4 separate regions of the Homo sapiens genome follow, and all the other regions are linked to region 4. A link is a loop called in an ENCODE intact Hi-C map of the cell type or tissue named here. Cell type or tissue: prostate gland. All regions are shown on one strand. Region 1 overlaps EPHA3 (EPH receptor A3). Region 2 overlaps EPHA3 (EPH receptor A3). Region 3 has its middle 69 kb from the start of C3orf38. Region 4 overlaps EPHA3 (EPH receptor A3).

What was found. Hi-C counts contacts between places; a loop is a spot of excess contacts. Peaks named below come from ENCODE experiments on the same cell type or tissue, not always from the same donor. Only the 100,000 strongest peaks of a DNase experiment are listed, where the experiment ranks them.
Region 1: it touches region 4 in a loop (3-fold over the local background); 2 of 110 quality-filtered maps call a loop at or near these places.
Region 2: it touches region 4 in a loop (4-fold over the local background); 3 of 110 quality-filtered maps call a loop at or near these places.
Region 3: a loop joins it to region 4, with 4 times the contacts of the local background. A loop is called at or near these places in 42 of 110 quality-filtered maps.

Annotation. Positions count from the first base shown.
Region 1 is chr3:89,311,030-89,319,029 of GRCh38, reverse strand. All of the region lies in intron 3 of EPHA3 (EPH receptor A3), which reads right to left. Among named protein-coding and RNA genes, the nearest start is that of EPHA3, 210 kb to the right of the region's middle. In prostate gland, no CTCF peak of the experiment used is centred here; no DNase peak of the experiment used is centred here.
Region 2 is chr3:89,208,796-89,216,795 of GRCh38, reverse strand. EPHA3 (EPH receptor A3) reads right to left here. Exons shown (of 17, transcript NM_005233.6): 3 at 6,276-6,936. Among named protein-coding and RNA genes, the nearest start is that of EPHA3, 110 kb to the right of the region's middle. In prostate gland, no CTCF peak of the experiment used is centred here; no DNase peak of the experiment used is centred here.
Region 3 is chr3:88,215,033-88,223,032 of GRCh38, reverse strand. No RefSeq gene overlaps it. Among named protein-coding and RNA genes, the nearest start is that of C3orf38, 69 kb to the right of the region's middle. RefSeq lists an enhancer at 3,500-3,669. In prostate gland, a CTCF peak has its summit at 3,567 (motif pointing left); no DNase peak of the experiment used is centred here.
Region 4 is chr3:89,110,972-89,118,971 of GRCh38, reverse strand. All of the region lies in intron 1 of EPHA3 (EPH receptor A3), which reads right to left. Among named protein-coding and RNA genes, the nearest start is that of EPHA3, 7.4 kb to the right of the region's middle. RefSeq lists a silencer at 4,179-4,288. In prostate gland, a CTCF peak has its summit at 4,192; a DNase peak (open chromatin) is centred at 4,201; H3K4me3 peaks cover 999 bases; H3K27ac peaks cover 4,389 bases.

The sequences.
Region 1 (8,000 bases), 200 kb before region 4:
CATCAAAAGCATAACTAAGAGCAAAATATTCTGAATAACATATGGTAAGTAAGAAAACCAAGGAAATGTGGATTTGAGCAATCATTCTTTGAGCCTACAGAACATCAATATTTGCACTCCTCTGGGGAAGGATGTGTGTGTGTTCTGATTTCACAAAATTGTTTAAATGTAACTAACACAGTATTTGTGTCAAGTATTACACATTTTCAAATACAGACAGTATAAGAAAACTCATAACTAATATCAAGTCTTGTGATTTACTCTACCATTCTTTAGAGATGTCATTATTGTATTTTTATACGTGGTCAATAGATTATGCTTAGCATCTCCATAAGCAAAAGTTCTACAATTAGGTTTCTGCTGAATGTAAGCATGTGTTTGGAAATGAAATGCATTTAAACATGGGTACCATCAACATAACCTTTCTGTATCAAGCTGGCCGGCCGTCTGACCATTTACTGCAAACTTTGATACTTTATTGGATTATTATGTGCAAATGATTGAGGGCCAGGATACCGGAAAGATTTTTAGGAGAAGTCAAATCATTCAACAGAAAATAGTCTGAAATGAAAAGAATTTGAAAGTAGCCAGGACAACCAAGAAATACAAACTATCATCATACCCCCATGCCCCACACCCAAAATATCAAATCAAAGGATGAAAAAATTGCTCAGAAAATGAACTTCCTTGATAGCTGTTAATAAAGTACAAATTATACCTTGACATTTTGTCTCAGGAAAAAGACAGTAAGTTTTCTTTTCACTGCAGAAAGCATACTTTCCATTCATCAACAATATGGCTTTCTAAAATATCTCTTCAAGTTATTATGGTCTTTTATGACCAGAACTGATTGTAAAATATGATGTTACAAAAATCAATAATAAAATATTCATATGATCCAAGGTTTTTCCAAATTGAATCTGACTGGGTCATGGAAGTATGCTGATGTCTGGAACGCATGTAATATGCTGCTATATTATTGATGCCTGTCAAATAACGGAAATTGTTACAAATTAATTCATTCCTAACCTAATTAACCCCGTGTGCAATATTATATATATTCCAGACAAGTACTATTTTTCTCTGGCTATAAAATGAGAAAAGACAATATTTTAACTTATCAAATCTCTTTTTAAGCCACTTAGAAACCTCAAAGACTATTGCTTATGTAGAAGTGATACAAAAGAATGCATTACCTCATTTCTTTGAATTATTTTTGATCTAATACAAAATGTTCTCTTTCTAACTTTTTTATTGTAAAAATATTCCATAAAAGTGTCTAGGCTAACTTTTATATATTGAATGGATAGAATATATTAATATAAATATATTGCATTACTTTTTAAAATGTGTACATTTGGGGCAGGAAATGAGGAAGGTTTAACATTTCTTTGATGTTATACTGCAAAAATGATTATTTGTTTTTTACCTACAATATATCATAGGTCTAACTTTTCAGGTCAATATATGGCAAGATACAGCTTATCATGGTATAGATAGAGATTAAGACTGGCCTTAATGGAATCAGGGAGTATGTTGTGAGTTCATTTTATAATATTTTGCTACTTTGCTTTATCCCTCTATTTACACATATCCCTCTCCACCCCCATTTGCCAGTAATGTCATGCTCTTCCTATTGGCAGTGCAGGGCCAGATTTAAACACATCCAGATCTGAAATTTTCCTGTGCTCCAGATCTATCTTGCATCTGCTCCACATCAATAGGAAAAGTCCTGTTGTCTTTCTTCCTGCTAGCTGATAAACCTAGTGAGTTTATCAGTAAACAATAAAAGAAATGACAAACCAAGAGAAAAATCTAATTGTTGAGATGTTTTGAACTATTTTAATCTGATTTTCTATAACCATCATTTGATATCATGTTGCAACATTTTTCCTTTAATTATGGCCAAAAATTTCTATTTGTCTAATTATAGAATAATTTAACGTTTGGTTAAGTAGATTTTAAAAAGGAGGGCAGCCTTGAGTGGCAGTAGGATGGATATGGTACGGTAAGTTGGATCTCAGGGAGCATCAGAGTTTGGACACTTTCTAAGTGATCTTAGAAAGGTTATTCAGCCTCTCTGAACTTATTTTCATATATTTATACTGAGTACAAAAATATCTCCCTCAAAGAGTGGTTGTGAACATTGAAATGACCATTCATAAAGTGTCTGATACAAAGGAGGTACTTACTAAAAGAAAGATTTTGCCATTACACAACAGTTATATTTCACAACTGATACTTCCGTGCAAATCTTAACAATGCCTATTTTCAAAGGCATTGTTTTAACATAAGGTAACTCTCCAGTATGTTAGAAATCTAAGAATTTCATTTTCCATAAGAGAGCATTAAGTATCACCAAAGAGAAAACTGTAGCATATTTAAAAGAGAACTTTTCCTCCTGCTTTCAAAATCTACAACAGTAAAAGAGAAGTGCTTTGTGATTAATCTCCTTTTTAGGGCATAGGAAAAAGGTATATACCCTTTTCTATATATATATATATATATATATATATATATATATTACACACACACACACACACACACACACATATATATACAGTGTATACTCTGAAAGACCTCTGTATTGTACCAGATGTTGTCAAAATGCGTTAGTGAAACGTCATATCTGATAGAAACTAATGCGCAGTGATGCCCCACTGATTGGAATGTCATTGATGCTGTGGCCTGTTGTTTTTGACACCACAGAAGAGGATCAAAGCATCTTTCATGGTGATAAAGCTGGCAATATGGATGGGAAATAGTGCCAGAGAGACTGATTAAGTGTTAACATTCCCACCTGGTGCCATGAAAATAGCACACAACATTTATAATTCAGGGTGATTTTCTCCTCCTGTGCCTACTTTCGTGCCAGCTATAGTATTTGAAACAGCACTGATGAACGCTTTCTTTTTCATATTCTGTCCCAGGCAAGCTGTGGGTTATGGCAACTTATTTTTTGCGTTATTTTTTCAAGGAGTGCCTTTTACATTTATATTAAGTATTTAAAAAGGCATTTCAAGTGGACCTTTTTATGATTCATCCATTCTCCCTGACTCTACATGTGGGTCACCACACTCAGGCTGTCCCTTGACTGATAAGTACCTCAGGGAACAGATTTTTCTTATAATACTTTAGAGATGATTCAGGGGATCCAGGTCCTAACTTTCCATTCTCAAGGAATAATGTCAACTAAATTTGACATTCTGAAATAAGAATAAATCCCTTTTCTGAAACCATGCATCATCTATCACAATTAGACTTACTGGCACCTATAATTTTAGCATTGTTGCTTTTTCTCCATGAAACTAACTGCAAGGCAAATCCAGCATGAGGCCTGAAGAAAAAGAACCCTTTCAGAACTGCTAAGCTGAGATGGTTAAGTGGACAAGATTGCTTTTTTTTTTTTTTTATTAAAAAGGAAATTTCTCTTCACAGATTTCAAGCATCCTAAATCAAAAGGGATAGTGATATTTATTTAGCTTTAGGGAAGATTCTCCTAAAAAATGATTAAATGTGATTTTTAAGCCAAATCAATGGTAACACATTTGTATGAATCGCTATCATCCACAGGACAAAAAGAGCTTTCATTAATCCCTGAAGGTGCCCTGAAGTGTTCATGTTCCCTGAGCTCTGAACTGTAGCACTTACACCACGTCTCATCACATACTATAGTTGATTCAGAAACAAACCGTGCTCCTTAACTGCTGTTCTATTCACCTTCATCTTTGTAGGCATACACTGTCATTATAAGATATTATATTTTAACAAATGGAATAAGTATTTTGCATACACACATTCACACACATTGTATACACACAAACCATATATATAAAAAATATATATGACATATATGTAATATATACAGTCACATACCACATAACAATGTTTCAGTCAATGATGGACAGCGTGCATGACAGTGGACCCATAAGATTATAATGCCATATTTTTACTATACCTTTTCTATGTTTAGATATGTTTAGATACACAATACCAGTGTGTTATTATTTCCTTAACACTAATCAGTGCCATAACATGCTGTACAGATTTGTAGCCTAGGAGCAAAAGGCTACACCATAAAGCCAAAGTATGTGGTAAGCTATACTATCTAGGTTTGTGTAAGTACATTCTATGATATTTGCACAACGACAAAATCACCCAGGGATGCATTTCTTAGAATGTACTCCCGTTGTTAAGTAACGCATAACTGCATATATATTTTTTTCAAATAATTTCCATCAGGGAATAATTTGCTGAGTGTACCCAAATGATGTCATGATGTAACAGGTATTTCTATTACTAATTTGTAAGATTTTAGCCAGGCTTTATGGTCCATTTGAAATCACTGTGTTTAGATTTTGTAGGCTGCCATCTAGGTGCCAGATAGCTGAATGCATCTTATGTTACTGATGAGGTCATCATGAAGCAGCATGCTGAGAACAGCAGGACTGTCACCAGGCTCTGGAAATGAGGCAGTCATGTAAGTGTGTCTTCATTTGTATTCTTTCATAATTTATTTGCATGAGCTTTCACTCTTTATAATCAGGGTGCTTTGGATCTTTGATTAATACAGTATAGATTGCTTTGTATCACATTAGCATTGATTCCCACACTATTAAAGATCTTTGTTTGAAAAAAAAATCTTATTTGCCCCCATGTGATCCTCATAATTTATATAAAAAAGTTAGTCACATACCTCTAACATCACTATGAGAAGAAACAAAACCTAAAATACTGATCAGAAACTTTAGAAAATAGAAAAGTAGCTTTTATATAGGGGCAAACATTAATTTGACCTTGTGCTGATTATTTTATGGTGAAGATAGCAACTAAATTTGACAAAATTTGAAATTTGACTATATGATTTGAGATAGTGAAATTGACCTCTCAAAACATATTTGACTTCTGTGAAAAATTCCATGATAGCAGCTACCTCAAATATAACCAAATGGACAAGGGCATGTTGAGATGCCTAGTCAAATGAAAAGTATTACACAACATTAATTCTTCATGTGTGTGTGTACATACAGCATCAAATTAATATTAAAATTAACTTACTTCTAAGTTATTCCCACTAAAAAAATCAAATTTTAAATTCTTAAAAGAATAGTTTACTTTATAAAAAATATATACCTGCCATGATAACAAGAGAATATTTCTTTTTATTTTACTGCTGACAGTTTTAAACAACAATATGTAGTACTTAGAGGCTGGAATGACAGGTGTAATGGGGAAGTGATAATTTTTGCTTTTATTCACTTTTTGTTACCATTCACTAATATATCTCTTTTCAAATTGTTTAAAAGTCACATGACTACTTTAAAGTAAACATAAGACTGTATATTTGGCTTTATAAAATATATGATATAATACATATGGAAACAACAGCATGGAACCTACAGAGGACATAGACTTATGAAAATTTCCTATATTTAACCAGAAGTAATTTAGTGCCCACTTGAAGTATATTGTAATAAGTTACAGATAAACATTGAAATCACTAGAGAAAATATGAACAGATAATGCAAGAAGGTCAATGGAGGATTGAAAATTACATATTTACTAATCATTTTGTTAAACTAACAGTGTAACAAAAACAAAAGATTAAAGGAAAAACAGAAGAACGAAACATCATTGAGAGAAGCAGAAAACAAATAGCAAATGGCAAACCTAAAGCCAAATGTACTGTTTAAATTAAATGTGAGGGAATGAAACTTTTCAAACATATAGCAGAATTTGTCAGATTAAATTTAAAAATCAAGATCCAATTATATGCTATCTGTAAGAAATGATAGATACTTTAAATTTAGAAACAAAAATAATTTGAAAGTGGAAAGATTAAAGAAGATTACTATGCATATTGTAAAATAAAATAATTGGCATAACTCTATTATTGCACAAAACGGATTCAAGGAAAATAATAATATCTGGGTATATACCCAAAGGAATACAAATAATATTATTATAAAGACACATGCACACATACGTTCACTGCAACACAATTCACAATAGCAAAGACCCGGAATCAACCTAAATGCCCATTAATTACAGACCAGATAAAGAAGATGTGGTACATATATACCAGGGAATATTATGCAGCCATAAAAAATAACAAGATTATGTCCTTTACAGGGACATGGAGGGAACTGGAAGCCATTATCCTCAGCAAACGAACACAGGAACAGAAAACCAAACACCGCATATTCTCACTTATAAGTGGGAGCTGAATGATGAGAAGGTATGGACACATGGTGAGGAACCACACACACTGGGGCCTTCTGGAGCATGGTAGGTGGGAGGAGGGAGGGCATCAGAAAAAATAACTAATGGATATTAGGGTTAATACCTGGGTGATGAAATAATCTGTTCAACAAACTCCCATGATAGAAGTTTACTTATGTAACAAACCTGCACATGTATCCTTGAACTTAAAATAAAAATTGAAAAGAAAAGAAACTATAACGGGTATAATGAAAATATCAATATAATAAGAAAAAATAATACTTATAAATATATCAAGCTAAAAACGGAAAAAACTGAGGCAAAATGCACACAATTTAAAGAAGAAAGATAAGATCAGAAAGGAATAATTAAAACTGTCTTTATTTCATAAACCATGACTGTGTATGTAGAAAATCTTAATAAATCTACAAAAAAAAAAAACCAGAATTGCGTAACTGCGAATGAACTCTCACATTTTAAGCTTTCTCTAAAAAACGTCTTCCCCAACTTCAGAGTTTTCTTGAAATGCATGGAATTAATAAATAAAAATCAAAGACAAACATTATTATAATCTTTAAGTGCACTAAGTCCTTCAGCAATATTGTTTACATTACATTTTGATTATATTATTATCAGAGGTTATAAATATATGTGACCAAAAGTCCTGAAAGAAGTGAAACCAGGAAATACATAGGGAGTAATGTGCTGACCATAGAAAACTGAGGTGCAAAGATTTGATAAACTATATAGGTTCTATACTTCTACCTCTATGTCTTTTATTTGTTATTTAATTTTCTTTAAGGATTTTGTTTTTGTTTTCTGTGCCCCTCTTTTCTCACCTTTTCAACAAAATCATACCTACTTGTGTCATCCTCAAAGCCACTCTTCAATATTCTTGGCCATTTCACATTGGACAACAAATCCCAGGATATTATTCAGACATTAAATACAAAATATTCCAAGTTATATTGCCAGCTCCGAAGTGTTGAAAATACAAGTGTCTGTGCCAAGGAAACATACGCTTGAGGTCAAAGAGTCCCTTGGAAGTTTTAATGATGTAGACACTCAATAAACAATTCCAGAGCTGGCATTTGCTGAAGAAAGACAATCCCTATTCACTAAGCCAGAATAATAAACATGAATTTTAAGAGACAGTTGATGGCTTGGACCATGAATCTTCTAAATCCATTGGGTCCTTTGGCTAGCACTGGAGAGAATGTTAAACTTGAGCATGTCTCAAAATTCTGAAAATATCTTGACTCAATTATGATTATAATTTATTTCTTTCCAGGCTAAGTACATGATATATATGGAAACAAAATGCAGAATTTTAAAATCCTCCTCTGTTACTCAAATCACACCACCACCTTTTGTCCCTATTTTAGGCACCAAAGTTTGCATGGTTTCACTTAGATTGTTGGTTGAAATAGTAAATGTCAAAAGCAAGAACAAAGAAATTGTAATATTCACCAAAAAGTCCATTTCTTCAAAATGTCAGCACTCTTTTATCAAGTTTCATAGTTAGGAGAACAAAGGGAAATGTGTTGACGTTAAATGCTTTCATTTTATATTTCTTCTCTTTGTAATCCATAATCTGAAATGCATTTTATTTAATTTTATAACATAGGGAGGGGCATCATATATGTATACACTTTTTGTCCTTAAAATAATTTCTTAAATAATAACTGCAACCATTTGTAAAATGCTTACTGTTTGCCAGGTATCGCTCCAGCATTTTATTTAATCTTCATTACAGACCTTTATAGCAGTACCACTAT
Region 2 (8,000 bases), 98 kb before region 4:
TGGTTACATTGCATCTTGAAAGTTGAAAACACAGAAGCTTTTATAGTATCTGAATAGTTAGAGTAAAAAGGATAAGTTTGAAGTGAAGATGAATGTTCTTTACAAAAGCCATAAATTATATAACATGTATGCTTTAACAGAAGTTGTTTAACAAAGTGGCACGCAGCAAATCAGAGCTAAGGAAGGTCATCCATATAAAACACCTTAAGTTAAAGAAAAGGAATTTCAAGACTTTCTTTAGGGTCCAACCAGCCTTGACAGTAAATTATGATGGCAGATTCACGAGCTAGCTGACAAGATAATATTCATTAAGATGATAGGAGAACTATAATTTTTACATATTCACAATAACCAATATCCCACCCTTCACAGAAAAAAGAAGTTTAGATATGTCTTTTTCTTGGACAATTTCAATCACTTTACAGGTAAGTTTACATTTAATAGATATTTAGTGAGTTGTCTACAAAGCAATGTTCTATCTTCCTTTGGACAGAAAACTGAAAATGAAATGATGGAAACAACCCCTTTCAAGTAAAATGAGAGCTACTTTTTTTCTGCAACCAAAATTATTTTCTGATGCCTCAGATGCTCATAGTGAATACTGTCCTGGGAAGATTAACCCATACATTACCATAGTCTCTCAAACAAATAAACTGCTTAATGGACACATTATTTATGTTTCCCAAAGATTATACACTTGGCATATAGATATTACCTAAATTACTATTTGCACATTTGAAACACTAGACCAGTCAAAGCATCTAAAAGCCCAAAGAACTTAGTGTAAGAATAATAATTTAATGAAAAGAACTTGATACTATAAAGCAGATACCCCACAGCCATTTGATAAGGAATGCCTGTGAGTTAAATTAGAGCTTTAGAAGTATACTTTAATAATGACCTATAAAATCATCTTTTAGGTTGGGATTAAGTAGAGTGAAATGCCTATTTAAAGAGAAAATGTGTTTTAAGATTTTTTCCCTCTGAACAGAATTGGTGAGATTATATTACTAAAGTTAACCCACATAAGGTAAAACAGTTCATATTTTACTAAAACACTGTAAGTCTTATTTAATTGTAATCCTGCGTAAGAATGTTACTAACATTTATGGAACTTCTTGTGATTTTTAAGGCCTGTTATAGTGGTTCATTGCTGATCATTTAACTTATTCATTACGAGGTATTCAAATGCTTAGATATGAATTTGCTCTACTCCCTAAATTTAACCACAGACATATTTCTCCTAAACATGTTTGCAATTACATTGTGTCTGAGTGTTCAAAATAATCTGATTTGCAGTATATACAGAACAAAGAATTCACATTTCTATTTTCCTAAACTTGCAAATCCATGGTTTAAATTTATATTGTTTTTATAGAGACTCAAAAATGAGCTACAATATTTAAGAAGTCACAAACCAAATATATTCCCTTGCTTTCTCTCACTTTTCATATTAAAAAATAAGTTTTTACTTTAACTACTTTTTAGATAGTGCACTCACATAATTTGATCACAGATTTCCAGTAATATCACATAATAATAATTCGTGTAAGCACATTTGACATATACTTCAAACAACTTATACTGCTTCTCCACTGCCTTTATAGTATTTGGGCCATTCTTAAGTATACATAATAACTACCTAAAGCAAAGTAAATAGATAAGTTAGCTCTATCCAGAGTCAGGTGAAATGTTTCAACAGATATATTTTTCTTTTTCTTAGTTGCTTACTTATTTTTGATTCACATGATTCTTTCAAGGCAAGGGCATTATTTATTGGTATATCCTTTCCAACTAACTAAACTCGTCTTTTATAGAAGGAATGTTAGGACACAAACACAATATGAACAAAACCTAGGCTTAACATTTTTGAGATGTAGCATTTTAATTTTATTTTTGCATTGCAGTTGTTTGCTTATTTCCTAAATCATGCTTTCTTAAATCAAACCAGTTAAAACCTAAAAGTCTTTCTGAATATACAATATAAAAATGTGCATTTATAAACTCAAGGCACTTTGGAAAAATCAGTGGGAAGATTCATACTATGAAAAAAAAGAGACTGAGTCCAATACCAGATGGGAAAAATCAAGCGTGACTGCTGTTTGGAAGAAAAATAACACTTAACAATAAGATAATGGAGGAAATATCACCCATGGTTTAATAGACTAGAGGTTTAATTGAACAAAAAAAATGTCTCTTTAGAAAAGCACAATCCTTTTGGATCCTTGTTTGGAAGAAGGTGGGCAATCAATGAATAAATAATGAATACACAAATATATACATTCATTAAATACATGTTTTATCTCTTAAAATATGTCTAAGGTCTAAGGTAAGCTGTTGAATGGGTGATTTCATCATATCTAAATGTTCTAAAATGTATTGAAACAAGAAAACAAGGAAGGTAACACATTTCAGGGATTCTGATGACTGAAAATAATGACGTTCAAATACCTTGTGTCTAGTGCTGTATATTGTGCAGTGGACTAAGCAATACATCCACTGGCCATTTTGAAGCCCATCCCTTTTGTGGATGAAGAAACTAAGGCTCAAAATGTTTAGCCACAAAATTAATAAGCTGCATTCCTAGGACTCCTAAGCCCAAGCCCTCAAACACTTGTTAGTGACAAGAGCTTTTGGCTAAATAGAACAATTAAATGCAAACTGTAATTTGAAGACAAGTGCAGAAATTTTTTTGGCATTAGGCTCATGTACATAAATTGATGAGAAGACATAGAATCTTGTATAAATCAGAGGCTTGATAGCTATTATAAAGCTATAATGTATCTGTTTAATTTGTTATATTAAAGTTATTTATCTTATTACTTATCAGTGCCATACTTTTTATTTAAATAAATTCATTGGTTGGAAAAACAATGGATGTATAACTGCTAAAGGCAAAGAGGAAATAGACAGCTGTCATTTTAACCTCAGAGAAAGGAAATTTTTCATAACCGAAGGTAAGAATCTCGATAATTATAGGGTAGTCTTTACGAGGTGAGCCAATGCTTTAAGCACTAGATCAGTAAATTTAAGGGACAAAAATGCCACATTTATTTCAGCATCTACAAAAATTGTTTAGACGGTTGCTTTATTACAGGTATTAATCTAGAAACAATTGATTATTTTAAAGCAGAAAGATAATATGCATCATAAATTCATAAAAGAAAAAAGTATGATCTTTGGTACCGTAAAAATATTTGTTATTCCTTTACTTCATCATCTATTCGTTATTCTAACGAGAAGTCAGATGAATCTATTATTGCCTGGCTGCAACTGTATGTGACCTAATAATCAAATATGTTTATTTCAAATTAGATAAAATTAACATCTTTATTTGCAATGCATTCTGAAAGGCGTAGTGGAATCAAAGATAAATAATGTAAAGTCTATTCTCTTCAGGACCTCTATTCTAAGAATGGATAGTTGGTATAGAAATATAGAAATCTCACAGTAATTACACATCCTATAGGTATCTACTTGAGAACCTACTCAATTAGATTCTGCTATGTTCTAAGCAAGATGTTTCTAAGAAAAGACATTTCTGGTGTCTCCCCTTAAGGAACTTCCAGGCAAAAAACAACTAGAAAGGAATGCTTCTGAGTTCATTCACACTCATGAGCACCTTGCAGTTCCAGAGGGTGCCTTCTGATTGTGCACACAGACTTAGTAGGTGTGAAGAATATACTAAGGTTTTCAATTTTCTCTAGCGCCTCTGTCAGAGCAAGCAGAGTCTTAAAATTATCCTGTTATTGAAACTTTGGCAGCTGTTTTAAGAGTTTCTGAATTAACAGAGAAATGAGTGGAGAGTAAGAACTGGTATCCTAAGTCAGAAGTAAAACAAATATAATTTTGGATAGTCATCAAAAAGTCTAGGTGTCTTCATACATCACATCAAACACACTTTTCTATTTAGCTGCTAATGTAAAAGAAGAAGGAATAAAGTTAGCATTCCACAATGAATGTGCAGAGATAAAGCACAGAGCAACAAATTCTTCAGTGACATTAATAAGGTATTTGGTACACTAAGTCTAAACAAAGTTTATATGAGAAGGAATATTTATAGTAACCTTCTGCTATCTGGCTCAAATGTAATTAACTGACTATATAAAAAGCCATTAGCGTCCTCATCTCTCCCCTCCAAACTAAACCAAAACAGATAACATAATTCATTAGGCTGGATTAAAAAGAACAAAAAAAAAAAATCATGATGTTTCCTTGGTATTAATACAAAATTTTCCCACACTTCCAATCTTAAAAAGAGAAAACCAGTAAGAAGAGTTATGCTGGGATCTAAAAAATATGAAATATCCAAATGAAAAAATCAAGTAAAATATTGTCAATGCTTGAAAGTGAATGCCAGATGACTCAGTTTTAGTATGTCACTTTATAATTTTAATTTTTCAGTGTTACCCTTTTAAAAGGAGGTTTATGAACATCCTCCCCAAAAAAACAACCCCACCTGCCATTTGACCATGCTGTCAAAATCCAGCAAGTCTGCCCAGATCCCAGAAACATGGTCCAAATAAATTTTAAGTTATATACATGGTAAATTAAAGAAAATATATTACAGTATCCTTCTCTTTCATCAAATATGAGAGATAATGTATTTAAATAAAAGTCATATTTTAAAATATATTAGATAAATTCCTAGTAAACGGTATGACACATATTTTCTTACCTTCCTTACTAATTTTTATACCACTCCTTATCAGTTTAAGCTTGCATAGTTATTTTTATATGCATTTCTATTTCACCAAATTTATTGTAATAAGTACTCTTTACCTTCCTGGTGCTTCTTGGAGTTTGTTTGGCATGCGATTCTTAAATCGTTCTTTAGTCGCCAATATTTCTTTCTACCCTCCTTTATTTTCTCTCTCTAAACAGTCATTGAAAGAGAAAAATTTACCATTTACTATTCTTAGCTTTCTTTTTTCCTATCCTACCTAGCCAAAAGAAAGAGGAGGAGGAGGAGAAGGAGAAGAAGAAGAAGAAGAAGAAGAAGAAGAAGAAGAAGAAGAAGAAGAAGAAGAAGAAGAAGAAGAAGAAGAAGAAGGAGAAGAAGAAGAAGAAAAAGAAGAAGAGGAAGAGGAAGAGGGGGAGGGGGAGGAGAGAGAGGAGGAGGAGGAGGAAGAGGAAGAGGAAGAGGAATTTATTCTGTGAACCATGTCTACAGTCAAAAGCAAAATATTATGTTCTGTCCAGATTTAAAGAGGACAATTTATATGCAAAGTAGTCTCATTTATTCCACTTGCATTTGAGAAAAGTGACTGATTATGCGATCAGGAGTAGAACACCAGACTTGACAGAGTGTAACAGCAAGCAAGGGCATTAAAATGGACAAAATTTCAAGGACAATATACTTAACTTCTCCTATATATTTATTTATTTAAAATTTGAGTAACAATTTTAGTGTGTTCTTAAGCATAAAACCTTGCCTAATGCTAAGTAAATTTTGGGATTAAGTGAAATTATGATATGATATAGCACAGCTGATATACATAATTTTATATAAAATGATATTTTAATTGATTCCACTTAAAATATAAAGCGATTTTAATAAATATTAATTTGATTAAAGAGTTCTAGTTCTGTGATATTATATTAATATCAAATATGCATTCAAGCCTAACGGATGATACAAATAATTTTTGAGCACTAAAACGAGCCAAATCATGGTGCAAAAGACACTTAAAAATCATGCCTGTATACATTAAACACTGAAGCATCAGCTCTGGATTTTTAAATCAAATAATCTTCTAAAAGCACTAATCTCTTGTAAGTAAACATGTATTTGATACCCAGATGTCAGTGAAGAAAAGACTGTACTTTATAGCAATGAAGTAAATATTGCTATGAGATAGATGAGCACCAGCATAAATAACCACCACAGTATCTAATTCTGTTAGAATTAGGTTAGCTGAGTGCTAAAGATTTCTCAACTTTCTACATAAAAGAGATAGAATGTTTTTCTTCCAGGTGGTCTAGAATTAGATTACCTTAGTTATTAAACAGCAGAAAAACTTAAATATAGCATGTATAACACCTATTACAGGGTGCAGGCCAGCACTGTATAATCAAATACATTAATATTTCTACAGCAAAGCATGAATTACCACATCAAATGGAATTAATTTTAGTCCATAAATAGACTATGGTCAGTTTGAGGCATGTTTTCCTGCCAAGTGAGTTGAGACTGAGTGCATTTCATTTAATGACACTATGATAAACTCATAGGTGAGAAATATTGCTCAAAGAAAAATAGAGAAGGCTCTTACCTTGGCACATAAAACCTCTTTCTTCATAGCCAGCATTGCAGGAACACTTGCCAATGGGTACAAGCCATTCGCCTTCTGTACTGCAGTACATCCTTGGAGGATCTTCCTCCTTAGAATTGTTGACACAAGACCCTCTAACCTCCACCAGGGACTGGGAGTCCATGGGTACCGTGTCTGGAAACATAGCCAGATTCTTCACTGTAAATGGGCACTTTTTGAAGTATACTCTCACAGACACCAAGGCAACACAAGCACCAACATCTTGAAATGCCAAATAAAATCCCTTCTTGTTGACAGGACCTACTTCTCTAATCTCAGTGTTGAGCTTCAGAATACGGTCCCCAAGATCCATTTGAGTGAAACTTTCATCAGCTGCAATGGTGTCAATCTTTGTAAACTGATGCTCTCGAAATTTCACCCCATGATCATCATCAGACTCCATGTAGTACAGGTTGAATGTCTCCTTGCAAGTTCCTAAAACCAATGGAATGCTATTGCAGTCTCGTAGAGTGAACTTGAGCTCCACATAAATCTTCTGAGCTGAGTTCCTGGGGACCCAGTTTGTTCTCAGCCAATTGTTTTGACTGTGGTCCATGACATTGCACACCTGGTAAGTCCTGATGGGTGTGTAATGTTCATCCACACCACTGATCTCTTCCCACTGAAGAATCAAAGAGAAACAGAGAGTGAGGCAGAATTAATGATAATAACGAATACAACATAAGGGTGTCAGAGCCATCTCTATATAATAAATCATCATTTACTCATTAAAAACATTCTTGTTTGTAGTTTTTATTTGCAAGGTTCTCTGAGTTAATGGACATAAAGTAATTTATAATTTTGATGAACACATTTCAATTGCGTTACAGTTTGTTGAATATTCAGGAAAAAGACACTTAGCAGTTAATAGAGCCTAATCAAACATTCCAGGATCAAAACCTCAAATCAGTTGTCTCCAATGACACTATAATATTATTTTCTCATATGTTTTTGGGTGTTTTTCTCAGTTTAAAAAAGAAAAAATTAATAATACTGCCTAAAATTCATGCTTATTAATCTTTTCCCAATTTGTGCCAGGTTTTTGGTAAAATTGATATAAGGTAAAATAAAGTGAATATAAATGATATTTTTACTATGTATCATCATGCATGACATTTTTTAATGTACTGTCATTTCAATGGACATGTGTTGCAGAACTATGAAAAAAAAATTTGAAGTAAAAATAGAAATGTTCCTCACCCCACAGCTTCCCGCCAAATATAAAACCAAGTTATGTGTGAAAAACAGAAGACATGGCAAACATTCGATTCTTAAAGCCTTTTGCACCCACATTGGATCTTTTCTTAGTCAAGAAATAGATAGATATTTGGGGTTTTGTTGTTATAGCAGTTAAGGTTATCTTAGAACAACTTTTATCACTGTAAAAACCTTTAAAAGCATTCAGACTTTTGAGAACAGTGAAGCACTATTTTCTGTGATCCTTAGGACAAATTTTGAGAAGCTTTTAACTTAGCATCGTAAGTGTGTGTTACTTATGATCCTAAAACTATTAGACCAGTTGTTTCTGTTATCTCTGTGTCCATACTTTCCTCTTATGCCCCATTTTGCTTACTTCTTGCAGGAAACTACATCTTTTGTCATGCCATTCTTGAATGTAAAGTTTTCTAGGGATCTCTGTTACTTACGCAAAAACTTTCTAACTCTTGAATTTCACATTTGTGTTCC
Region 3 (8,000 bases), 900 kb after region 4:
GAAGGCTTCTATGAGTTTCAAAGAAGTACATTCACAGACTTTATTTTTCTGATTATTAAAAGTGAAATATCAAGACTTTTCTGATCAGAAGGTCATCTGTTATGATGATTTTGCACTACATTTTTGGGCACACAAATGTTGAGGACACTCCCCTGGGGTGGCTTCTTGAAGAGTTTCAGATTCTGGGATTCGCAATCCCATCTTGATGGCTTCTTCCTCTCACAGTCCACTAAATACTCAGGATCTTACCCTTCATTTTCTTAGACTAGCAGGTGTCCTTAAGCATTGCAAGGGAGGAGCACTGCAGGTGAAAAAAAAAAAGCAGCCCTATTTTTTTCTCCTTTTCTCCTGCTCCTCTAACTAAGTCCTGAATTTTATTTTTTTCGAGGCAAACACCAGTTAACTTTCTACATTCAAGGAGTCTGAACCTCCCTTTCCTGTGAGTAAGGCATTGATGAACTTTAAGAGCAGCCTAACTGCCTAGGTAGCTCCATAGAAAGCATGCATGTCATCATTCTCTAGAATATGTATGCAAGATGGAAGTATATTTATGCAGGCCACCAGGTCTGTCTGGGAAGGGATTCAGGGACATCTGTTCCCTTAGTGCCCAGAATAAAAGCAGTGGTTTTTGTTTTTGTTTTTGTTTTTGTTTTTGTTTTTGTTTTGAGACGGAGTCTTGCTCTGTCACCCAGGCTGGAGTGCAGTGGCGCGATCTCAGCTCACTGCAAGCTCCGCCTCCTGGGTTCGAGCGATTCTCCTGCCTCAGCCTCCTGAGTAGCTGGGATTACAGGCACGTGCCACCATGCCCCCGCTAATTTTTGTATTTTCAGTAGAGACGGGGTTTCACTTTAAGGAGTGTGGAGTGAGCTGCTCTGTGAAGAAGAGGAAGGAAGGAAGGAAGGAAGGAAGGAAGGAAGGAAGGAAGGAAGGAAGGAAGGAAGGAAGGAAGGGAGGGAGGGAGGGAGGGAGGGAGGGAGGGAGGGGCTCATGGATAAGATTCTGGCATTAAGAGACAGGAGAAGCAATAATCAGATGCACTATCCTAAGCAGGGGAGGGGGCTTAAGGAGGATGACTGAGTAGAGTGAAATGGGAAGAATTATTTTAAGACCTTTGTTCTTCCAACAAAGAATTTGCAGTCACCAGCTCCAACAGGGAGGGACTGGTGATACTTAGAGTGCTGGAAATGTTTCTGGAGGAAGCCTCAGGAAGTCACAGAAAGCAAAGGAAACTGCAGTAACTACATACTGTAAACAAGGAGCAAAGTAGCCATGCCATGACAATATGATGAGCAGACGACACCTGTAAAAGCCATATGGCAGATTTCTTCTCTGTAGCCCACTCCACTGTGGAAAGATTTTATTTTAATCAAGGATGTAAATTATAAGTACTCATCATGGGACACAGGTGGTGTGAGACAATAGGCCTTGGAGTGCTGTATTTCTCTTTTTATTAACTTGTGTGTGTATAGTATTCATTCTAAGCAGAGCCTTATATTGAAGCATTATACCCAGTTGTGTGAAAGTAGAGAAGTTAGAAAGTGAGGGAAGTGTCTGTTTCCTGGAAGAGAGGCCATTCCAGGTTTCTGAGGAAGAATTGACATGTAACATGTTTTATCCTCCAAAGAAATAACTCACAGGGCTTTCCTGTCAATGGCTTTTTTTTTTTTTGGCCATAAAAACTAGTAGAAATTCAACATAATCAGAAAGGAGGCTGGGCACAGTGGCTCACATCTGTAATCCTAGAACTTCAAGAGGCTGATGCGGGTGGATCACCTGAGGTCAGGAGTTTGAGACCAACCTGGCCAACGTGGCAAAATCCTGTCTCTATTAAAAGTTCAAAAATTAAATAATTAGCAGGGCATGGTGGTGGCACCCATAATCCCAGCTACTTGGGAGAGTGAGGCAGGAGAATCGCTTGAACCTGGGGGGTGGAGGTTTCAGTGAGCCAAGATGGCGCCAATTCACTCCAGCCTGGGTGACAGAGCAAAACTCTGTCACACACACAAAAAAAAAAAGAAAAGAAAAAGAAAACTAACCTGAAAGAATAAAAGAAATGCTGATGTAACTTTGTGATATGAGGAACTTGAATATTTGTGACAATGAAAGGAAACTAGAGCTCTTCTGGAATTTGTTAAGCAAGATGGGTAATATAATCTAATGAATGAAAAGGGTAACAACTGATGTTCTCACCAGGCTTGCCAAGAGACAATGTGACTGCTTTAAAGAAAGTAAGATTGGGCCAGGCACAGTGGCTCACGCCTGTAATCCCAGCACTTTGGGAGGCCGAGGCGGGAGGATCACGAAGTCAGGGGTTCAAGACCACCCTGGCCAAGATGATGAAACCCTGTCTCTACTAAAAATACAAAAATTAGCTGAGCATGGTGGCAGTCACCCGTACTCCCAGCTACTCAGGAGGCTGCAGCAGGAGAATCACTTGAACCTGGGAGGTGGAGGTTACAATGAGCTGAGACTGCACCACTGCACTCCAGCCTGGGTGACAGAGCGAGACTCCATCTCAAAAAAAAGAAAGTAAGACTAATGATGACTTTAAACAAGGGAATATTTTACATTTTTGTTGGAGTGCTTTGTCCTGCAAGTAAGTGAAATCACAACCCCAAGTAGCCTAAATATAAGGGTATGTGCTTCTCCCCACCCTCACCCCTCACAACCTCATTTGAGGACCACAGCAGGGTTGGTCAAATCAAGGGCATGATGATGTCATCAAAAATCCAGTTTCTGACCGAGCGCAGTGGCTCACACCCATAATCCCAGCACTTTGGGTGGCCAAAATGGGCGGATCACTTGAGCCCAGACGTTTGAGACCAGCCTAGGCAACATAGCAAGACCCTCATATCTACTTAAAATTAAAAAAAGAAATCCAGGTTCTTTCCTTGGCTTTTCCCATTGGCTAAAAATGAACCCTGTAGTTCTGGGGGTTACATGTATGGTATTAACATTCAGAGTCAGAAAAGGGAAGACTCATTCATTCACTGCTTTTTATGACTAAAGAGCTGTTTCCCAGGAACCCCCTGTAGCAATCTGAATCTAATCAGGAGATAGAAATCACACAGTAGGTTAAATATAGAAAGTTTAAAATAAAAATTATTAGCTATAATAAAAGTGACTTTAAGACATGGACAATCTGAGGAATCCAGGCCTTGTTGGAAAAGGTGTGCTTCAGCCACTGGATAGCAAGAAAGTTAGCTAGTTTAGCCAGACCTGCACTGATCTAGAGTTGCTAGGCAAACAGGCAGCCCCAACCCCACCCCCACCCACCCAGTGGAGGGCAAAGACCTTCAGCAGCCCCAACCCCACCCCCACCCACCCAGTGGAGGGCAAAGACCTTCAGAGCTTGTGGGCTGGTGGGAATGGGCTTGCACAGGGGGCTACCCCTTGGGTCCCAGGCAGCTGCATGCAGACCAGCCAGCTCATCTCCAGGCCAAGACGACAAGGTCACAGAGAAATCGTGTTCTGAACCTGTGGCTCAGGCAGGTTCCACTCCAAGTACCCACAACCACACAGTCGCTCCTCAGCTCAGGCTGCAATTGCATGAAGCCTCTGCCTCCTACGATGTTTCTCCAGCGCCCTCTACTGAGAATGCTTAGTGTCATACTTACTTTAAAGAGAAAATCTTAAAGGAATTCTGTTATTGATCATAGAGCATGTATCGAAGGATGCATTCAGAGCTGAGGCAATAAATTAAGAGCTGACACATCCCCAGATGACTTTTCCTTCTATCTCATTGGCCAGAACACATGACATGCACATGCTTAAACCAATAACTGGGTGAACTGAATCACCATTACTTAAGACACATCCCCCAGGGCTGAAAAGGAGGAGCTCTCTTTCAGAAGCACATGGCCCACGATGACATTCAGGGCTCTGTCCTTAGGAGGAAGCCTGAGAACGACACGGGTCCACAGCTGAGAGTGTGTGCCACCATGCACCTTCTGTTCGAATGGTTTTGGATACCACAGTCAGAAAATGAATGGCAGAAACCCAGAGGCCATTGTATCCTAAAAATAAGAAAATGATGCCTGAAGCATCACTATAGCAAAAGTATCTGAAAACAGATGATACCTGAAAATAGAACCTTACAATACTTAAGTAACTGAGGTTAGTCAGAAGACTATGTAACATTTTCATGCTGTGAAAATTATCACTGTCTGGAAACTAAAGTTTTCTTATAAGAAGCAAGAATATTAATCTGCTTCATTTGAAAATAGAGTAGGAGAAAAATTCAAGTACCCATCAATAAAAATGTCTAATCCTCACTTACAGAAGCCTTCAGAAACTATTTTGTCCGCTAACTAGGATCACCATCCTAGTCCCTTGTTACAACCTGACTTTTCCTTTTATTATTTACTAATCTCCCTCTTCTTTTGCACCTCTACGCTTACTCCCCCAGCACAGACGCCTATATGCCTGTCTTTTATGGCCTCATCTTCCCCTTCTTTGTCCTGCTTCCTCCACATGATAAATTCACATGTGCCTACATACACATATACAATGATACTTTCTTTCCTATTCAAAGGGAGTTACAGCAAAGATATGCTTGATGGTGAGAGTGTTGCTGATCACACCTGCTTTATCCAAAATGTAATCTAATGAACGTATTAGTCCATTCTCACGCTGATAATAAAGACATACCACAGACTTGGTAATTTCTAGAGAAAAGAGGTTTAATTGACTCACAGTTCAGCATGGCTGGGGAAATCTCAGGAAACTTACAATCATGGCGGAAGGGGAAGAAAACACGTCCTTCTTCACATGGTAACAGCAAGGAGAAGTGCAGAACAAAAGGAGGGAAAACCCCTTATAAAACCATCAGATCTCAGGAGAACTCACTCATTATCACAAGAACAGTATGAGGGTAACCACCCCCATGATTCAATTACCTCCTACTGGGTCCCTCCCATGACACGTGAGGATTATGGGAACCAGAATTCACGATGAGATTGGGTTGGGGACACCACCAAATCATATCAATAAATGTGTAGAAAAAGAGACATTTTATTCTTTATACAATTCCATTTTTAAGATATTTTTATTTCACATACTATCCTTTCACTAGGATAAAGTCAATTTGACATAAAAAATACTGCAAGTTGCTTTTCCTGCTATGGAATTATCTCTTGCCACCTCTATCAGTAGTCACCTTTAACACATAATGCTTCTCCAGATGGGAATAATCCATTTAGAGAAAGTTACAAGAATTCACCACTGAGAGTCATATTTCTGGGTAACACATAACAAAGCTTTGGTAGCAGTCCAGTGTCATTTCCTTGAAGGTTGATGTGGGATAATGTTGCTGAGGAGTATTTGAAAGCTGCCAAGAACTTCCTGAAGAACAGTATAGTGCCTGTATTTCAGTGATTATGCCACTTTGGGAGAAAGGGGAGGTTGTACTTATCACAAATTTGACTGTGAATATTGAGTTGTATGTATGTAAGACTGCGAAGCTTAACAATTAAATTGTATTTGGACGTGTGACCTAACATTCAGGCCTTATGTAGCATAGCCAAAATGTATAGGAAGCTCTAAGTAAAATGAGACTAAAAGATTTTACGTTGGAGGAGATTTTATGTTGGAGACTAAAAGATTTTATGTTGGAGCATATCTTAAATACATTTTGGAACTGACTTAGGCTCAGTTGATCAATCATTTCAGCACAGGAGGGAGTACAGATAAGACCTGGGCTGAGATACAAAAGAGGAAGCTTCTTTGACTTCGTCTTTCTGAGCAACCATCTCCTTTTCCTTAACCTATCACTGTTACACTTAGCCTGGGAAGTGCCCCCAGTTCCAAAGTTTTCCTTCACTTTCCTTCAATCTTGCTACTCAAGGACTTCCATCAACTATACTTTTTCTCATCCAGATGCTGAGAAAAAAGGACTCAAACAACATGCATGTGTTGGGGAAGGAGCGGGTGCTAGGACTGTCATCTAGCAAGACCAGAAGCTGCGGAGCCCAAGTACCTGGATTCAAATCCCTGTTTGATCAGGCATTAGCTGTACAACTTTGACAATATTATTTAACTTCTTAGTTCTTCCATTTATTCTTCTGTAAAATCTGGATTAAAATAATACCTTCCTGGTATGGTTGTTCTTAGGTTAAATGATTTGATACACATCAAGCCTTTAGAATAATTCTTGGAACAAAGTAAGTATAGATCAAGTCAATATCAAACGTTTTGCAAAATTTGGGTATATAGAAGTTGCTTTAAAAATACAGAAACTTTCAATAATTTGAGTGTAAATAATTTAAGAATATAAAAATTTTCACCAATTTTGACTAGTAGGACAAATGACCAATTAAATGATTGGAATGCTGAATTACACATTCATCTTAAGAAAATTTCATTTTATATATATGTCCAATTTAAGCATGTGCTCCATTTAATAAATCAAATAAATTGAATTTTTGTGAATCATACTATTAAATTAAATAAATATTTGTTGAACAGCTACTATGTGTAAGGTTTTTCCAGTTATTTATCATTGTGGAAAAAACCCTCCTCAACATTTAATGACATAAAACAACAACTATTTTATTATGTTCATCATACTGTAGATCAGGAATTTGAGCAGAGCACAGTGGTAATGATTTTTCTCTGCTCCATAATAATGGATGTTTCAGCAGAGTCAAGATGGTTGGTATAGCTCAACTGGGGCCATATGTCTGGAGCCTCATTTGGCCTGGTGAGCTGAGTTTGTCAGTTCTTCACATCACTTCTGCTGAGGCTGCGATCACAATGACTTCTCCATTCAAGACCTGTTGCCTGCACTAGGATGGCTGGAACAGATGGAGCTATCCAGGTACCTCTCTCTATGTAGCCTCTTCATGTGTCTAGCCCAGGCTTCCTCAGAACATAATCTCAGTTCTCAGACTTTTTACATGGTGGTTCATGGCTCCAAGAGCAAAAACTCCAAGAAGTCCAGGTGGATGCTGCAAAGTTTTTAATGACTTATCCTCTGAAGCCAAGAAACATCATTTTGCCACATTCTATTGGTCAGCAAGTCACTAAGGCCAGCCCAAAATCTAGGGGAGGATAACTAAAAGAATTCTTCTCAAAGGGAGAAAAAGCAAATAATTTGGGTCCTTTAATGTACTTCTAAAATCATTGACTATATATTCCTTCTGAGGTACTGCCCTTGAGAGTCAAGTTTCTCGAAAGAATTGTTTACACAGGCTGTCTCCACTCACTTCTTAATGGCCTTTAATCTGGCTTTAGCTCTTATTATTCCATTAAAACTATTCTTGCAAAGCCACTAATGACCTCCACATTAGCAAATATAATGAAAAATGTTCAGTATCCTTTTTCTTAATTCCTTCAGAGTTTTCGACACAGTTAAACACTTTTTAAAAATACTCTCAGACCAGGCGCAGTGGCTCACACCTGTAATCCCACCTGACGCCCACCTGAGGTCAGGAGTTTGAGACCAGCTTGGGCAACATGGTGAAACCCTGTCTCTACTAAAAATACAAAAATTAGGTGGGGGTTGCAGTGAGCCAAGATAGCGCCACTGCACTCCAGCGATGGAGTGACACTCCTTCTAAAAAAAAAAAAAAAAAAGAACTCCCTCTCTTAGGGCTTTTTGACAACATACTCCAATTCCCTGGTCTCTCTGGCTGTTTCTTTTGGTTTTCTTTACTTCCTTGCTTTCTTCTACCTGTGTGCCTCTTCCTCATCACCACCACCATCTATTATTATCATCTCCTGCACAGTGCCTGGTACATAGTTGATGCTCAATAAGTATTTAGTGATTGAACAAATGAATGATGAAAGCTTAACATTGCTTTAGAGAAAGGTGATATATTTCTATGTGATGTTCTATATTTTATAAACATACATGCTAGATATATTTTAAAAGATAAGCTAGTAGTAAATGAAAGAACTAAGGAAAAATTATTACTTTTATATTAAACTAAATATTTTCCTTGCCTCAATGCCTATTATTTTTTAATGTGAAATCTCCATTATTTCTCCACAACTCCAGT
Region 4 (8,000 bases):
AAAAAAATTCTCCCTGTCTCTCAGGGACTCTGTTCTGGGACTTAAATTGCACCCTCCACTAAAGATTCATATCATATTTTCATAATTTTCATATCTATGTTATAACAATTTTTATATAAGTATTTATTTTAGATTCATTTATCCCATTGAATTTGACATCTTCAAGAGCACAGAGCATTCCACTCCCTAGCAGATATTTTTTTTCAAAATCTAGTGGGTAACTAATCCTCAGATAAGTACTGTTTGGTAAATAAACAGACAATAAATTATTATAATATGAAAGATGAGTCATTATGTAACAGGCAATTAGTTATATATCAACCCTTTTCTTGACTCATTTTAATGATTCTTAAAGTTGTGCCTTTGTCATTACATTTAGAGTTCCAAAGTTTTCACTAATAGGGTTAGGGTAGTAAACCTACTACACACCTGGCCAAACATAAAATAAAACATGCTTAGTTAATTTCCAAAGGATCACCTTTGGAAAGAAAAATTTAAAGGAATATTACTAATTTTATATCTTTTTAGTTTTCTTCCTCTCATTTTATTTTTCTTGTGGGAATATTAAAACATTTAGTATGATTTGGAACATCACTTTGAAAGATAAGAAAAATTTTCTTTATGCAATGTACAAATGTCAAAGAAAATCACTTGTATCTGAAAATATAGAAAAAAACCATTGTTAAGCATGGATTAACTAGTTTAGCCAGATGAAATACATATAATTACACATGGAAATTTCTTTTTCAGAGAACAAGGACAATCAAATCATAATTTAGATCAGAAGTGTCAAGAACACTATAATAAAACCTCTAAGTTTATCTTTTTGAGTTATCGAATGTAAATGAGTATTAAATTATCTATAGTAAACCAGATAGTAAAAGTAAACCAAGAGAAAAATACTATGTCCTTTTATACTGCATCTTTGAAAATATTTCCAATATTTGGCAGTTACTAGATTTGGTGGTGTTTATAGATTTCATAAAAGAGTAACAATCTGACTTAATTCTAGTTCTAGTTTTCTATGATGCTGTCAGTTCTTTTATTCTGTAAAAAAAGCAAAATCTACCATGATCAGCTGTGACTTATTCAAGGGGGAAAGAAATCTCAGTTTGTATATAACTCTAGCCTTTTTGCCACCTTTGAATATTATAGATGATTAGAGGACAATTGGGGAAAATGAACAAGATTAGATAGTGACAAATAAATCAATGGTTGTTTTTGTTTTTTTCACATCACCTGTTTGTAATTCAAAAAAAAATTATGCCATAATGAGGTCAAAAGGTATATATTTATTCATTAAATTTTGCTTACAGTTTGGGAATAGCTCAGTTTTGTAAGAGGACAATACTGTTGGTGATATAACACACCACACAGTGCTGCAAATAGACTTTTCCTGTGAGTGGTGTTTTGCTTACCCAGAGGATTAGTTAGATAATCCACATGGAAGACATTGCAAATTAGCTTCCCAGACTTTCCCTCAGTGTGAAGACTGCCATCAGATGCAATGAAAGAATATATCCCTTTAAAAGCTATACAGTTTTATTAATTGCTAAATTGCGTTTGAAAATCAGGAAATAAATACATGTTAACTGCTAACAAGCTGCTCTGTGTTCCCCTTAGTCAGTCTGAGGTAGATAGGAAATGTTACAATTTCCTGTTGATTGGAAATCAATCAACTTTATCATAGGCAAAAAGTAAAATTTTAAAGTCTTACATGAGGCAGTTTACACTTACTGGACCTTTAGATCTTATTCATCTATTTTTCTTAACTATTAATTGAAAAAACCTATATTAACCTTCTCAAAATGAATGTATTAAAAATCGAGAAGAAACAGTTTTGATATTGACCAACTAAACTTCTCAGTAATAAAATTAACCCACAATTCTCTATTTGCTTAAGTCCCTTTTGAGGCCCTGCTATGTAATCAGTCAAGATGTTTGTCTTAAAAGGGAAGACAGCTCAGTTTGGAGCCTTTAAAGTCAGTTTACATTTGCCTTGATTTGAGAGAGTTCTGAAAACCCAAATATAAATATAAAAAAATCAAATAATAGGAAAATGAGTAACAAATATGAATATAAAAAATCAAATAACAGGAAAATGAGTAATTGACATGAATTCTCTGGAAGTAAGGGGGAAAAAGTTTGTTGCTAATTCTTCACTTTGTTCATGGAAAATATGCCAATAGCTTGAAAGAATGGCTAACTCTTTGGTTAACCACCACATTAGTTTTTTTTTTTTTTTTTTTTTTAATGTTACAGTGAAGACAGCAAGATACTAAAAGCTGCTTTCTGCTTTGGAAGCCTGATGTCATCAATATGCTATTTTTGCTCTTTGCCAGGTTAACAGAATTTATTGCAGCAATTAATGCAAAACATATGTGCTAAAATACCCACATGAAAAATATAATTGCCCCCAACTTAATTTGCTACCTTTCAAAAGCCTGTTTTAGCTACCTTTTCTCAATGGCAGGAGTTAAATAGAATACAAGTGCTTTTATGAAAGAAGAGCTAAATCACTAAAATTTATTTTCTCATCTTAAGCAATTTAAAAATTATATTTTAAACGGGGGGAAATTTCCACAGAGACTAAAGTCTACTTTTTGGACCATGTTCTATTTTCTCCTATTACTGACCTTTAAGATAATTCCAATTGTTAATTCACACTTCATTTTTATTACACATAACCCTAAATAATCACACTCTGGTTATATTGTACAATTTCCTCACTATCTGTATGTATGGAATTCCTGACAAAATCTTCTTTCCAGGGTGATGAAAGGAGTGTTTGAGTGTCAGGAAAGGAACACAGAGGTAAGAACGTGTGAAGAAAAGTCATCACAGATATTTTCATCTACTCTTCTGTCCACAACAAATTCCTTTAACTTAGTTTCTTAGTGGGTCCCCCCCACACGCAGATAATCATAACTTATGAGTGTAACTACAGTTCCAAAGTACCCTCATTTATATGGTTTTCTTCAATTTTTCACTACAAATTTCTGAATGTTTCTAAATTATCCTTGCAAAGTCAGAAGACAAATTAGTACAGTCACTGGGATTAAGGTTGAGAAGCTAGTGCTTTTCCTGACAATGATGCCTCCCTAGTTCATAGTCATTTGTGTCTAGGAGAAAACATATGAGGTTAAAATCAAAAGACAAAGACGAGAGAGGGCTTGGCTTAGTTACCGCTTTATTATGATCCATTTTCTCAGTTTCCTCAGTTGTAACAATGGGAAACATTATGTTACCTATTTTAGGGCTGCTTTAACGATTAAATGAGGTTCAGTAAGTCGTGAATGATAATGTAAGGGAAAAATCTATTTGCCAGCAGAGCACTGAGCAATTATTTTCTCAGTGTTGAACACGGCACTGAGGATATATTAGTCTTGAAGTCTACAGGATTTAACAAAATCATCTTTTATGAAAAAGACTGAAGTTCTAACACAGCCACAGAAACATCAGGATCATCCACCCACCAAGCTATCTCGATAGCACAGCTCCCAAAAACCCTCTCTTGCCCATTCCATGTTTACTCCCAATATTGGAAGAGGAAAAATCCTGTTTTAATAAAATGGTGTCAGTCAAACACGGGCTTTGGGAGAACACAGACAACTTTTGAATATGCACAGGGGAAAAGTTTACTGACATCCCCTCAGCAATTACTAGGGGCCTAAAGGTGGCACTAGCAGGTAGTTTTAAAGAAAATTTTTCTAAAAAAAAAAAAAGATATTCTTCATTTTAGTCTAGCGACACCAAAAGAGTTGAATGCCCAAAAGATGAAGAAATAGTAAAGGGATAGGGTTAGAAATCAGCAAGCTGCACAACAGGGCGTATGAGGCAACTCCTGTGAGTCTCAACCAAGCGCACCCAGTAAGAGATGCTTTCTCAATCCGGCAGCGAACCTTGCAGAATATCTCCTTCCCCTGGCTGTCACCTGGTGAACCCATGAAAATGGATGGAAAAGAGACACGCCACTTCCAGACATCAAACTGAAAAGCCTAGCTGACAGCAATGCGAAAGGCGGCAGGGCGATCGTAGATCCTGAATTAAAGTCTATTCCTCAGGTCAGGACCTGCCAGGCCCGTCCAAGGCGCATGGACTCTCTGGCGTCTTACTGACGCCCAGGTAAGGAGGGTCCAGGTGGCAAGGAGTACGCCGTGCTCTCCCAGTGCCAGCAGATCCGCGGCAGCAGGCAGAGGGCGCACGTTTGCCTCTCGCGCGCTCCAGTCTCCTCCTGGCGCTCGTGTTCGCTTAACTTTGCACCTTCGCTCTCCGCTCGCTACAGAGTCTACACCGTCCGCCCGGGGGCAGAAACCCGGAGCAAAAGAGCATCAGGCTGCGCTCGCCCACCCACCCTACCTCGGGACGGAGGCCGTGGCACCCTGGTCGCGCTCCGGGAACTGACTTGGGCAGCCAGGCGCGGAGAGACTTGTGCACAAAGAACCCACTGGCCTCCAGAGGGCTGAGACTGCGTTACGCGCACCCGGAGATGTTTTTTTATGATCTCATCTTTAATTTGATGCAGAGTGAGCAAGCAGTGAACTGTTGAGAGACACCGTTGTTTTCCCTTTGCACCAACGAGCCTGGACCTAGCGGAGAATAGTTTGTGGTTAAGACACCCTGATGGTGGGTGTGGTGGCAGCAAGGAACACTTGCTCATCTCCCTGTTGCCACATTACTGTCTCTACCCGTACGGCTCTGCTTTGTGCTAAAATTTCGCATGACACACTTTTGTAATTTAATGAATTTGCATTATCAAATGTGGAAAGTGTAAGGCGAAGAAGAAGAAAGGCAGTTATCCCCTCCTGTGGCTACTCCTGTCCATGGCGAGGAATATTCACAACAGTTTGTTTGTACAGTGCTGCCACTTGCTTTCCTCCTCCTTCCTCACCTATTATTCTCACTTCACCATGTTGGTTTGGATTATGTGGATTTTCACCCTTTGCTTTGACTGGAACAGCGGGACATGATTTAGAAAATGAAGGGTTGGGGGATGTTCACACTCAGGGCTTCTAGTTTAATAACATCACTTCAAATTTGAGGCTTTATTTGCTGAATTGATTTTGATTCTGTCCACCCCTCCACATGCATTCGTCCAGACATTCAAAGGGGGAAGCATTTTAGCATTTTTTGGCTGTCACTCTTAAAACTTTCCTGGATGAAATATTTTCTTCTGGGAAAAAATCAAAAGTGTGTAAACTTGAGGAGAAACAAAGAAATGCAGCCCCCCCCCACCTCAACCCCATTTTAAGTGTGCGGGGTTTTTAGGGATTTAATAAAAATTGATTAGCCAGATGTTTTACGTGATAAATGCCTTTCTTTTAAGCAAATGATTTATATATTAACATTGGCTTTAAAACCTTTGCTTTTCTCTACTTCTCCAGTTTTCTAATCAACTTTTTTTATTTTCTTTTCTCCTGCAAAAACTTTTTTCTTTGTAATCGACCACCCTCCCCTCTTTTTTTTTTTTTTTTTTTTTTTTTTTTGTACAAAGGAAGCTGGTAGGAGGCAAACTAAAACTTGCTGACTTTCAGATTTTCCTGGAGAAAACCTCCTGCCAGGTTCCAAGAACTACCTGATACCAAGCAGCTGGGAACAGACTTAATGAAATCAAGCAAGTGGCGCACATGTATCCACACCCCGAACACACTGAGGGATGTCTTCCTAGGTGGATTGATTTGTGACTTGGAAGACTTTGCATTTTATAAATGTCACAATATTGCTTTTACTAATATTTCTAAAGTTGTTACAGAAGAGTTAGCTAAGGTTTCCACATTTCTGAGAAGTAAATTTCTAATCCTGGTTTTCTGTATAACTGGATGAATAATATAATGAATGTTTCACACTACTGGTCAACCCTTTATTTAAAAAATCTGTGGAAAGCTACTTGTGTACTTGGTAAAAGCCCTTTATTGACCTTCCGTGATGATAAAATCCAGATCTCTGAAAACAGAACCCAAAAGGAGACACCTGCATCTGTTCTTCTAAATCTTCTCTCAAACAGGAATTAAAGGAACAAGGTTTATTAAATATTTTAAAGAAAAAATGTGCAGGCTAAAAAATAAAGTTGAGGATCTTGACAGAAAATAACTTGTAAAACTTAATGTTCTTCCAAGAAATACACGTTTCCCCTTATATCTAGTATTTATGCCAAACCGAATCATTGAAAGAATGATTCAAATAAAAAGTAGCCCAGATCACAGATTTTTTTTAGTAAATGTCTATAAAACCTTATCGAGTTTGATGATTTGAGGAAAGTTTTATTAATATTTTCCTGAAGATCTTATGACTTGGAAAATGTAACTTTCAAGAACACTTCTTTTTTTTTTCATTTGTGTTGAAATTAGTAAATCAAATATATTTTGGAAATATATTTTGCCTTTAAAAATCATTTGCAAAAGTAACTATTTGATATTTAAAAATTGCATATATTTTATTTCCGAAAAAAATTTAAATTTCTGAAAGGATTTTAACATTAGAAAGAAATTTATTGTGGAAAAGTATTAAAAATGGTCGGACCCTTAAGGAACACACCAAAGTTTGAATGTTAAATGTAGGCAATACATAAAGAATGTTACTAAATCATTTATTTAATAATAAACTTATTAAGAGCAACGTGAGATTACTAAGTTGTTAATATGACCAACGAGCCAACCATAATTCAATTCAAGAAATGAAAAACTTTACCAAAAACTTCCTAAACCTACTAAAAAATGTTAAAAATAACTCTCTAAGATCTGATTCTGTACAATATTTTGTTTTAAATTTTTGTATTAAAGTGTTTTTCATTATAGCTCCCAATTTCTAGTGTTTCATGGAAAGACAACTTTATATAAAATACAACCATGATCTAACACGTGGCAATGGTGTTTTATTACATGTAGTTCCCCTTTTATAAGTCCAGTCACTTCTGAATTAGAAGTATATCCAACTAACTTTTAACCTTAAAATAGGCAAAGAAAACCCTATCAACTACAGTAACAATAATTTAAAAATATAAAATTAAAAATATTGATAGTTACAGTGAAACTGTTTTGTATTGATAAATCTATTGTTATTACTAGAAGATGTAATATCTAAAAGAGTTTATAATTGCTCATTTATGACAAGGACTGGAATAGTATGATTATGAAACATAAAAATAAAGAGATTGAGGTATCCGAGTGAACCTTTTCACCACTCAAATTATTATTATAGATACTAGTCTTTACAAAGATATAGATTCAGAATGAATTAATTTTGTGATAGATTTTGAGAGGTTACAAAAAGTTTCTTTACGGGACATTCAAAATATTATCGTAGCAATTCAGATTGTCAGTAAAAGCTTAAACAAATTTGCTGATAATCCTGTTAATGACCTAGGTCAAGTGTTAACTGTTGTGGGTTATAAAATAGTGAAAATAAGGTTTCTCCTACCTTCAGGCAAATAGCACAGTTAACCATGGAGGCGGGGTGGGGGGGGGATGTAGGGGTGAGCTATTAGGAGAGCTATTAAATTACAAAAATGTATAATGCATTCAATTATTTAGTCTAGCATGATGAAATGCTATGAAAAGCAAATGTAAACCCTCTTCCAAACCAAAAAAACTTATAAAGATGATATGATAGCTTAGTTCTCTATTAATGTTTTAATCACAGTGTGTTCTTATTTGAGGAAAAGTGTTTATATATGAAAAGTGATGCCAATTTATTGTAATTTTTAAAAATGAAAAAATTGATTATTTATTTTCTCCAACATTTGCCTACTACTCAAAGGGAAGCTTATAATATTCATATGCAAGTTTTACTTTTAAGTTTTAAACAATTGCATAGTTTCCTCTAGTATTTAGAATATTTATATTTAGGGAAATGCATTTCATAGAAATAGTGTCTTAGCTACTAAAAAAAGTCTTTAAAAAAGTAGTATATAAATATGAATATTTAATTTTATTCAGTTTTATTTTGGATACTCTATTTTCAATATAAAGAGCTTTCTAGGTAAATGTTAATCCAATTTATGA